Regions from separate parts of the Homo sapiens genome. Here region 1 is linked to region 2. The links are chromatin contacts, found by Hi-C or POLR2A ChIA-PET in ENCODE. All regions are on one chromosome and are shown on one strand. Each heading gives the region's core, a stretch centred on a gene start or an enhancer-like site at or near the end of the contact. The rest is flanking DNA. Distances are from core to core; before and after follow the strand shown.

Region 1 (5,592 bases), core at 2,500-4,999, 42 kb before region 2:
ACTGCCTTAGTCCATTTTGTGCTGCTGTAACAACATACCCAGGACTGGGTAATTTATCAAGAACAGAAATTTGTTTTCTCACAGTTCTAGAGGCTGGGAAGTCCGAGATCACGGCACCAGCAGGTTCAGATGTCTGGGGAGGGCTACTCTCTGTCTCCAAGATGGTACCTTGATGCCACATCTTCTAAAGGGGAGGAACACTGTGTCCTCACATGGCAGAAAGGTAGAAGATCAAGCTAACTGAACACTGTGGGAAGCCTCTTTTATAAGGGCCTTACTGCTATTCATGAGGGAGTAGCCTTCATGGCCTCTTAAAGGCCCTGTTACCTCTTGATACTGTCACATTGGCAACACCTGAAGTTTTGAGGGGACACATTCAAACCGTAGCAACCACTAACCCAACTGTTAGTGGCTGGGCATGGATAGAGCTAAAGCAGCAACTAGAGAACACATGTGGACAGTATAGAAGGAGCTCAGCAGACAGGGGCAAATGGAGCTGGGAGGCAGTGGTGTCTATGGAGGGGTGGTTGGACAAGCTCTGCCTCCAAGCAGAAAAATGTGAGAAGGCATGTTTAAATGAATGCCATGTAAAAGAGCTAAAGAGGGAGCTATGAGCCAGGTAAGTCTAGACTCATTTCTAGCATGTTGAAGAGAAAGGCAACTTAGACCAAAATGTTTAAAATTTTATTTACAAGTTCTGTGGTCTCAAATCATTCTAATCCTTAGTTCTCTCACCTTTACAATGGGAGTAAAACTAATACTTTCCTTGCAGGATTGATGAAAGGCTTGTAGATAATGCAGGTGTAACACCTAATACAGAGCCGGACACATACAAAATGCTTCATAAGTAGTGGCTGATATTATGATTTTACTAGTACCACATAAGCAGGCTTGTTCCTTTGTTCTGTCAGTTTCTCTAAGGTAACTAGTCATAGAGCTCTTTGAAAGTAGTCATAGAGCTCTTTGAAAGTAGTCATAGAGCTCTTTGAAAGTGAAAGGAGGATGTGTACTTGTTTCAGTGCCATCTGGAAATGGAGAAGTGGCAAATCCGTTTCCTGCTATATAGCCAGTTCTGTGGGGAGGCCAGGTGGGCAGGCTGACTGGCAAGGTCTCTGGGGGGGATGTCATCCATGGGAGGGCCAAAGAGAGACACCAAGACAGATTAGGGATGGGGGACAAAGAGACCCAAGTCTCTTTGATAACCTGCCAGGGCCCAGATTGGAGCCCCTGAAGGAAGAGAATGTTGTGAATGCCTAGCGCAGTTGTGTGCTCTCTCTCTCTCTCTTTTTTTTTGATGTGGTTGATGCTGGGAAGTCATGGGAGGCATTTGGAAGACATAGTGAGGGTCAACTGCCCTTTACCCAGGAGGAGAAAGGGCAGAGACGCCATCCTCTGCCACTCGTTTTTAAAGCATTTGCAGATTTTCATTTTTGCAGGACTTTCCTTTCAGAGAGAAGTGGCACTTGAGACCACTTGCCACCTGTTGAGGCTCTTCTCTGCTCACTCCAACAGGCTTCCTGGAGAGGTCTTGGCTAATGCAATCTGGGCCTTGGGATAGATCTGCAGCTAGAGTTGGTGCTGAATCTTCCTGTGCTTGGGAGGCTCACCACTCCCAAAGATGGGGAGCCAGGAGTGCCATGCATCTCCACATTAGCTCACTTCCTTTGAGGCTGAAATCAAGAGAGAGACTTTGGTCCAAAGACTTTTTTTTGTAACCTTCTTGGGCTCCATTCTTCACATTTGCTTCCGAGTCAAGGAGAAGGAGCACAGACCTGAGGGATGGAGTGAATTCTAATCCAAGCTCTGAAACTGACCAGCTGGGGCCTGAAAGCAAGACTGTGACCTCAGTCTGCACCACTTCCCCTCCCATCAGTAAAGTGAGAGGATCCATTGTGCTACCTTCTGCAGTCCCTTTCAGCTTTGGTGTTCACTGATTCTGTGATGAATTTCCTGTAATTTCTGTGTAGGAACAGAAAAGAGCATAGAAGATCCTTTTTTTGTTTTTTTTTTGTTTTTTGTTTTTTGTTTTTTTGTTAGGGAGTTTCACTCTGTGGCCCTGGCTGGAGTGCAGTGGCAAGATCTTGGCTCACTGCAGCATCTGCCTCCTGGGTTCCAGCAATTCTCCTGCCTCAGCCTCCTGAGTAGCTTGGATTACAGGCACATGCCACCACACCCAGCTGATTTTTGTATTTTTAGTAGAGACGGGGTTTCACCATGTTGGCTGGGCTGGTCTCGAACTCATGACCTCAGGTGATCCAACCGCCTCGGCCTCCCAAGGTGCTGGGATTACAGGCGTGAGCTACCGCGCCTGGCCAGAACATCCTTTTAATTCTTATCTGGAGACTTAATCTATATGTTCATAATTAGTATTACCAGTAAGGGCAGAATGTTCCAAAGTAGGGTCTGACTGCATTTTTAAACAATGCAATTTGCAGAGCTCCACTCTTCCACTCCTTAGTCTTATGTGAAGGACACACTTGGACTAAAATGGTTATTGCTTTATCATAATTTGGGGATCTCTATCAGAGATGATTTAGGCCAGAGTTTCTCACCCTCGGCACTATCAGCATTTTAAATTAGATTCTTCTCTGTGGCGGGGGCCGTCCTGCGTACTCTGGGATGTTCAGCAGCATCCCTAGTCCATTTGGGCTGCTATGACAAGATACCATTAACTGGGTGGTTTATAAACAACAGAAATTTATTTCTCACAGTTCTGCAGGCTGAGAAGTTGAAGATCAAGATTCAGTGTCTGGTGAGGGCCTGTTTCCTGGTTCATAGATGGTGCCTTCTTGCTGCATGTCTCCTGGTGGAAGGGCCGAAGCAGCTCACCAGGAACTCTTATAAGGGCAAATCCCATTCATGAGGCTCTGCCCTTACGACCTGATTCCCTTCCTAAAAGCCCCACCTTCTAATATGGCACATTGATGATCAGGTTTTAACATATGAATTTTGGGGGAATACAGCCATTCAGACCATAGTACCTGGGCCTCTGTTTAATGGATGTGACACCCTCTTCTCCCCACAGTCGTGAAAACTATCTCCAGACATTGCCAGATGTGCCCTGGAGGGAAAAAAAAATCACCCTAGTTGAGAACCACTGATTTAGTTTTAATTTAGGGTATGTATTTAAAAGGCAGAAAAATAAGTATAGAATCAAACTTAATTAAGCAAATGCCTCTAAAAAACACTGAATTTTAAAAGAGGTAATAGTAAAATTTGAATTTGCAGAAATGTAGGACTTGCTTTTAAAGCTCATATCTTAAGTACATACTAACCACATATGGCTTCTCAACTGTACTTGAGATTTCTTCAATCAGGAAATAAGATCATCCACCTTTTTTTTCCTGAAGGTATCACCTATGATTCTAAGTAATATTGGATGACTGGATGTTAATGTACTATGCCTTCATAATTTCTAAAGAAATGTATGAATAAGATATTAACCTGACATAAATAGTACTTTCTTGCTGTGGCTCTAGTAAAGTCTTAACATCTGCACAGACTGGTAAAGACTTCATCACATCCCCTCTTGCTTTTTCCATTTCCAAGATGCTTATTACACCAAGGCTGATGTTAAAAAGATTTCTTGTCATCTGCTCTGATTACTGTTTTTGGGGGAGGAGAAAACATAATGAAGAGAAGAAGAAGAAAAGAAAAAAAACCAGAAGAACAGGATCTGTCTTTCCTGTATTTTGTGTTCCTGAGAGCTGATAGAGAACAAATTGTGAAATGTGGGAGGCTTTGCCCAGCATTCAGGCTGAAGTTGCCTTAAAAGGAAAGTATGGCACGTTACACATTTCCCACTTCCTTCTTTTTTAGTTTCCTTTTAGCCATTCTCAGAAATGTAAGCAGGAAGAAAATAGCAATCAATTATGTTTGGAAACAACTGAAGTTAAATCTGACTGATATTTGTTTATAAAACTATGCATCATTTTATTTTCAGTACATTTTCAGTTCCTCTTTTGCCCCTAACATTCTCCTAATTCCCATGGTGAATATATTTCCTTTAATCCAGGCCTGAACACTGAGATAGTTAACAGCCCCTGGTTGTTATTTCTTGATGAAGTCTCTCCTAGTCAGCTCCTTTTTTCTTCCCATTGCCTTCCTTTAGTCCAAGTTTTCATAACCTCTAGGCCCTCCACTTTGCAGTTCAATCTGTGAGGTTAATGACTTCACACCTTTTTCATTATATTCATGCCTTCATTCACTGGACAAATAGTTCCTGGGCCCCTATTCTAGGCCAGACACTGTTCTAGGCTTGAGACATACAGCAGTGAATAAAGCAGACAAAACCCCCTTTCCTCATGGAGTTTATACTACCTAAGGGAGGAGGGCAGTGGATAGAGACATTTTAGAAAGTAAATAAATCATATCACATGGTAGAATATGGTAGATGTAATGAAAAAAGTAGAGCAGGGAAGGGAGATAAGGAGGTATATGGGGTGTGTGTGTGTGCATGCCTGCACGCGTGTTCATGTGTGAGCCTGTGTGTATGGAAAGGGTAGGCTGCAATTTTAGATACGGTGATAGGGAAGGCTTCACTGAAAAGTGACATTTGAGCAATTACATGAAGGAGTAGCCAAACATGGAGATACCTGAGGAAAGAGCAGTCTAGGCAGAGGAAACGCATGTGAAAATGCTTGAAGTGTGCCTGGTATATGAGGAAGACTCTGAGGAGGCTGGTGTGGGAGAGGAGGACATAAGGCGACAGTTGATAGGGGTGGAAGAAGCAGATGCTGCAAAGCCTTGCAAGCCCTTGCAAGGACTTTGGCTTTTATCTGAGAGAGATGGGATGCTGCTGGATGGCTCTGAGAAGAGAATGGTGTGATCTGACTTGCAGGTTAATAGGATCATGTCACCAAGTCGTCATATCACTTCCCCTACTTAAATCCACCACTTGACAACATATAATCCCTTTATCCACAGAGACAAATACAAACTCATCTTCCCTGTCCCTAATCAAGAATTTTTCCAGTCACCCTGCACAAGCCCTCTGCACTCTTAGTAAACAGTGACCACCTCCTGCCCCTTTCACATTCTACCCGTCCTTCAAGTCCAAGCTGAAGTTTCTTTTTCCAGAAAACCTTTGCCACCTCAAAATTGATCTCTCTCTTCTCTGACCTCCTATCGTATTGATTATTTATCAATAAATACAATATAATATATGGACTTGACCATATATTATCTGGACTTCACCATATATTATCTTGGATTGTTTTCTACGTAGGCATTGAAAGGTTTATAGAACTTGAGACCTAGAAGAGTCTCGGGAATCATCTCTTCTGACTCCTTCATTTTACCAGTGAGGAAATAGAAGCCCAGCAATGTTTAGGATATTGCCAAATTCGCTCAACTAGCTGTTTAATGTGTACACTGCCTTTCTCAATGAAATTATAAGTACATTAAGGAATGATAACATGCCTTATACTTCTCCAAAATCTCCTATAATAGTGGTTAACATAGTACTCATGTAACAGACACTTACTAAGTTCAATTAAATGGCCGGGCGCGGTGGCTTACACCTGTAATCCCAGCAGTTTGGGAGGCCGAGACGGGCAGATCACAAGGTCAGGAGATCGAGACCATCCTGGC
Region 2 (5,474 bases), core at 562-3,061:
TGGAATATTATTCAACCTCTAAAGAGAAGGAAATCCTGCAATTTGTGACAACATGGGGGAAGCAGGAGGACATTATGCTAAATGTAATAAGCCAAGCAGAGAAAGACAGATACTGCATGATATCATTTATATGTGGAATCTAACTCCGATAGAGTAGAATGATGGTTATCTGAGGCTGGGAGGCGGGGAAAATGAGGAGATGTTGGTCGAAGGGTACAAAGTTTCAGTTATGCTGGATAGATAAGTTCCAGGGATATAATGTACAATATGGTAACTACAGTCAGTAATACTGTATTGTATACTTGAAATTGCTGAGAGAGTAGACATTAATAGTTCTCAACACATAGAAAATAAATGGTAACTATGTGAGGTGATGGATATGTTAATTAGCTTGTGATAATTATTTTGCCATGTATACATATATCAAAACATCATGTTGTGCACCTTAAATGTATACAATTTTTATATGCCAATTATGCTTTAAAGAAGCTGGAAAAAATTAGCAGAAAGCACAAAAATAAATTATGAAAAATTTAAAAACTAAAACCCCACAACAAGCAAAAACCAAACCAAAAAAAAAAAACAAAAAAACCCTAGGAAAGCTGAAACACTTGAAACACTGAGAATAAGTGTTAGATAAAGGAAGCCCTATTTTTCCTCCAAGAAAGAACCCCAATATTTGATGTGATGGATTTATGATTTTACCAGGGAAGAGAAGGAGGGCAGGGAGTTGAGGGCTTATTAAGATACTGCCCAAGTAACTTCAGCTTGGTGAATATTAAGCTTACTGGGTATTGTTTGCAGAATATATTTTTATTGCTTAAATCTATTTCACGTATGTTATTTATTTATAACTTTAAAGATAATTCAATATATAAAACCTTCTCTGCTGAAACGTGGGTATTAATTTCCAAGCATCATTTATTGCACTTATGGCTGATGGATTGTTATGAGTCAGAACTAATAAACTTGTAAGGATTAATAGAATATCAGTCCGAAAAAAAAAAAAAAAAGAGGTGTCTTGATGGTTGCCATGTAACTGCATCTGCCTGGAAGGCTGAATTACATGAGAAGTCGGCTGTGTTCTGTGCCTTGCTGAGGAAGGGGGGTGATAGGCAGTAGGGGGAGAGCAGTAAAATGCATGATTAATACCTTCTAATTGAGTGGATATTGGCAGCCGTACGTTGCCCAAGACATTAAGTAGCTGGCAAACTGATACCTTTTGCTAAACATGGTTACACTCTCATGGAAGTGCCTGTTCTGTAGATTAGGCCAGGTGATGCTAAGGAAACCTGGCTTTGTTGAAACAAACCAGGCACAAGATTCAACAAGCAGAAAATTACTCTATGCCTTAGGGTTTATTTTCTCTCTGCAAAAAGAGAATCTTGCACTCCATGTATGTTACAAAGTGTTGTTAGGGCAAAGAGGTTTAGAAAAACAACATCAGCAACCCACCAGATTTCTTTGACATTTAGGGAAGAACACTTTAGTGGTTGAGTTTGGTTTTTTCCTTACTCCCTTGAGGAATACTCTTTAGGAAAAGCTGAAGTCCCTTAACTACACATGCTTTTAAAGTCAGGGGTGGAGACAGCCACATGGTTCATATTTGCCTTTCGATGGGGGTAGAAATAAGAAAGCCGAAGAGCCCCGTGGACGCCCTCACCCTCTTTCTGAGGGGGTGATGGAGAGAAGGCAGCCAGGAGCATCTGCTTCCTGATTAATGGAGAGTGACATCACCGCCGCATGCACAGCTGAAAACTCGGGTCAGGGTTGTTTTTTGCACATGTTAATCTGTATTTCCAGTTGAGAAGAGAATTGCCACATTTTCACACACCCTCTTATTTCCCTTTTATTTTTCTCCTTTTCCCTCCCTCCTCAACACTCACAAATATGCACATTCATGTTCACTCACACGCACACACACCCATAGTCGCACACACACCCATAGTCCCACACACTCTTACACACATTCACACATGCATAGTTATACATTCACATATTCATAAATACATACATCACACACAGACACACACATTCACACACACTCAGACATGCACTCACAAATATTCATAAACACATTCACACATGACATTCACACATACACGTATTCACACACATAGACACACACTCATTCACACATTCATATATTCACACATTGGCACACAAATTCACACACTTAGTGTCACACAGTCCCACACACATTCATATACACTCACATACTCATTCACATATAGTCACACATTCATAATCACATACACTCACAGATATACACATTCACACATATTCACATATAACAGTCACACTCATAATCCCATGCACTCAGACACACACTCGTTCACACACACCCCCACCCCATCCCTCTTCCTTTGGGACGCCTCTTCCCTGCTGTGCTACTCCTGGTTTTCAAACAAAGCCCCAGGCTGACCTCAGGAAGCGGAAGGGTTCTCTGGGTTACAAGCTGCCTGTTACTGTAATCATTTACTACACCTGAAGTTTGATTGGCCAAATTGGATTAATATTTAGCAGGCAGAAGCTGTCCTGACTGTGAACATCAAAGGAGTGTGACAGACTCCACCATGTTGCTGGCATCAGGCCCAAACAGCGTAGCCGCCCCACCAGCTTTACTCACTCCCAGGATGTAGGCCTTGAGAAGCCCAGAAAAAGACCTTTTTGTGGTGCTGTCTTGGTGAAAATTTGGAAATATTTAAGCAAATTCACGTGCATGAGAAGGAGGCTTTTCCGTGTAAAATGCATTACGTGTTGGATGTCTCCCCATCCTGCCCTGTCCCCACCCCTTGCTCCTATTTGGAAGATGGTTTGGGGTGTTTTCGTCTCTTGACAGCAAGTTACAGAGTAAGGAACAACAGCGCCCCAGTTTACCTCAAAGGACAAAGAGGTTGGCTCTAAGGATGCTCATGGGCGGGCCCTGAGTAGGAAGAGCCAACCAGGGAAAATATAGGGACAAACCACTCCCTCCAAGGGGCACAGGTTCCATCTATCATCTGTCTTACATGTGTGGCTATGCGTGTGTCCCTTTCTTTTCTTCCTTCCTTCCCCACTCTTTCCCTCCTTCCTTCCTTGCTTCCTTCTTTTCTCTTTCTTTCTTTCTCTCCACATCTCTGTCTCCTCATAGGAATTTCTTAGTTTCTTGGCTTTCGAATGTGACTCAACCCCTCCCTTGGCCTGTCTGTCTGCTGTGTCGCTTTTAGGTTCTGCTGCCACGGCTAACTATGTTTCCCTGTGTTTCCAGATAAACTTGTGAGGGTCAGAAGCTGACAGACCAAGCTCATTTTTCAAGCCAATCTGTGTCATACAGAGACCACGGGTTTTCCTTGGGTTGGGTCCTTCTACCTGGTTCAGTCAGCTGTGAACAAAACTTGTGGAATTTGGTCGTTTTCCTTAAAATGGAGATACGAGAGATCACCATGGCTGGCGTGAAACTAGTTCTGGATCTGATTGTCTTTTCAATTGTTTGTCCATCAGGTGAACCCACTCTGAAGGGACTTTTGGTAACATTTTCCCCAAAATAAAGATCATTAATTAATTATACTTATTTGAAATGTGTGGTGATTTTAGCTTTTTGGTTGATATCTCCTTGGACTAGCAAAGACTTGGTTCAAAGATAGTGTCTATTAGTATAGAGATAAATGATCTGTAAGGGGGGCATTTAAAACTCTTAACAAGCTGTTTTCCTGCTCCCCTCAAGCACTTTGGAAGCACTCATTTATATGTAAACAATCAATATGCTAATTGCAAATAAGCCTTATCTACTTATTAAAGCACTTAACTGACTCCAAGTCCCTGTTAACGAAGCAACACTTTGTTAACCTTAGTTTGAGGTACTGCATAATCTTGAGATCAATGAAACTTAGTTTCTTTGAAAGTATTTTATGTTTTTCCCCACATGATTACATCCTTCCATTCCAGTTAGTTCAAATTAGGTGACATAAAAAAATTCCAAGATATCAAAAAAAAAATCAAGATAACAAAAACAAAAGCTTATAAACCATCGAGGAACTAATGTAAAAAGTAAGCAATGAAAATCTGAGGAGAAAGTTACTGTCCCTGTTGTGAAAAATAAGAATTGAGTACCTTTTATTTGCATGATGTTTTTTCTTACAAAAATTTGGGCAAAGAAAGGCAGGCAAAAATACTATTCAAAGTAGTAAGCAAATCAAAAAATTATTTCTAAAGTACTTTTTTTTTTGAGACAGAGTTTTGTTCTTATCGCCCAGGCTGGAGTGCAGTGGCACCATCTCGGCTCACTGCAACCTCCGCCTCCCAGGTTCAAGCAATTCTCCTCCCTCAGCCTCCCGAGTAGCTGGGATTACAGGTGCCAGCCATCATGCCCAACTAATTTTTGTATTTTTTTTTTTTTTAGTAGAGACGGCGTTTCACCATGTTCGTCAGGCTGGTCTTGAACTCCTGACCTCAGGTGACCCGCCCGTCTGGGCCTCCCAAAGTGGTGGGATTACAGGCGTGAGCCACCGAGCCAGGCTTATTTCTAAAGTACTTTTACAAAGTTCTTTTTATTCTGCAGAAGGGGAGATTACGGAAGGAGACTGCACAGGAGGATTGTTGAGCCTGGGGCAGAAGTTTAGGCAGAAGGAAGACAAAGGCTTCTGATGAAGAGGATGCAGTCCATCCTAAACTAGTGTCAGGAACTTTATTATAGTAGAAAAAATTAGAGGATACGATCCAGAACATCAGACATCGTATTAAAGCATAAAAACCTAATTAAATATTACCTAAAATAACATGGAGTAGAAAGCATTTTAATACATCCCTGCAATTTTTAGACGGTACAAGGTAAGAGGAAGAAATGACAGCAGGAACCCTGTCGTGTCCTAAGTGTGCTGGTTCATTTTAGTTGCAAGAACGATAGACTTGCTTGGGTTACCACATCTCTCATCAGTGAAGGTTTACGGAAGGATAAATGAGGTAGCCAGAAGAGGAACGTAAAAGGAAGAGCTGAACTGCAGAAGAGCGAGGCTGTGTGGCGCCTGGGACTTGGGGCTTGTTTTAATGCTCTGCTGGCGCTGTCTTGAGATTTTTTTATAATTTTTGATCAAGGGGCCCTGCATTTTCATTTCACACTGGGCTCACAAATTGTACAGTCAGTCCTGCTGCAACCAGAGGTTCCTTCCCAACAACTTGGGACACGAGCCATAACCTTAGGAGAAAGAAGAAAACACAGACTCTGCATTGCTTCTAATTCTTCTCCCCCACATCTGTTACCCCTTTTTTTTAGAGAACGAAAAATGTACCTATAGCAGTCTTTCTCATCTCTGTCAATATACAGAGCCTACTGGCCGAGCTTGAAATGCCTATAGCAATGACGGAGCCTTCAATTTCCTAACTAGAAGCTTAAAAAAAAAATCATGAAATCAGTTGGTAACATAAGAACTGAAGTAACCAACATACTAACATGAAACTAGTAAATAAGTACAGATGTCTAGTGTCACGTTACTCCT

The links. A loop is a pair of places that touch in the nucleus more often than their neighbours do. ChIA-PET counts read pairs that join two places held with the same protein, here RNA polymerase II (POLR2A). Pooled maps may share reads with other maps.
Region 1: POLR2A ChIA-PET joins it to region 2 with 16 read pairs in naive thymus-derived CD4-positive, alpha-beta T cell. The contact joins two enhancer-like sites. A Hi-C loop is called at or near these places in 3 of 168 maps with a recorded cell type or tissue (cardiac septum, left ventricle myocardium inferior and psoas muscle), 2 of 37 single-sample maps with no recorded cell type and 3 of 50 pooled maps. POLR2A ChIA-PET finds 5 or more read pairs at or near these places in 6 of 52 experiments (Caco-2, activated T-cell, activated naive CD4-positive, alpha-beta T cell and 2 more).

What each region holds. Positions count from the first base shown.
Region 1 is chr4:139,974,313-139,979,904 of GRCh38, reverse strand. The region is part of intron 1 of MAML3 (mastermind like transcriptional coactivator 3); the gene reads left to right. Among named protein-coding and RNA genes, the nearest start is that of MAML3-AS1, 150 kb to the left of the region's middle. RefSeq lists an enhancer at 751-800. Within about 2 kb of position 3,749, at least 10 of the 41 ENCODE cell types and tissues checked have a DNase peak (open chromatin) inside an H3K27ac peak, as active enhancers do.
Region 2 is chr4:139,930,753-139,936,226 of GRCh38, reverse strand. The region is part of intron 1 of MAML3 (mastermind like transcriptional coactivator 3); the gene reads left to right. LOC105377452 (a long non-coding RNA gene) reads right to left here. Exons shown (of 4, transcript XR_007058279.1): 3 at 5,268-5,366; 4 at 4,511-5,173. Among named protein-coding and RNA genes, the nearest start is that of MAML3-AS1, 190 kb to the left of the region's middle. Within about 2 kb of position 1,811, at least 5 of the 41 ENCODE cell types and tissues checked have a DNase peak (open chromatin) inside an H3K27ac peak, as active enhancers do.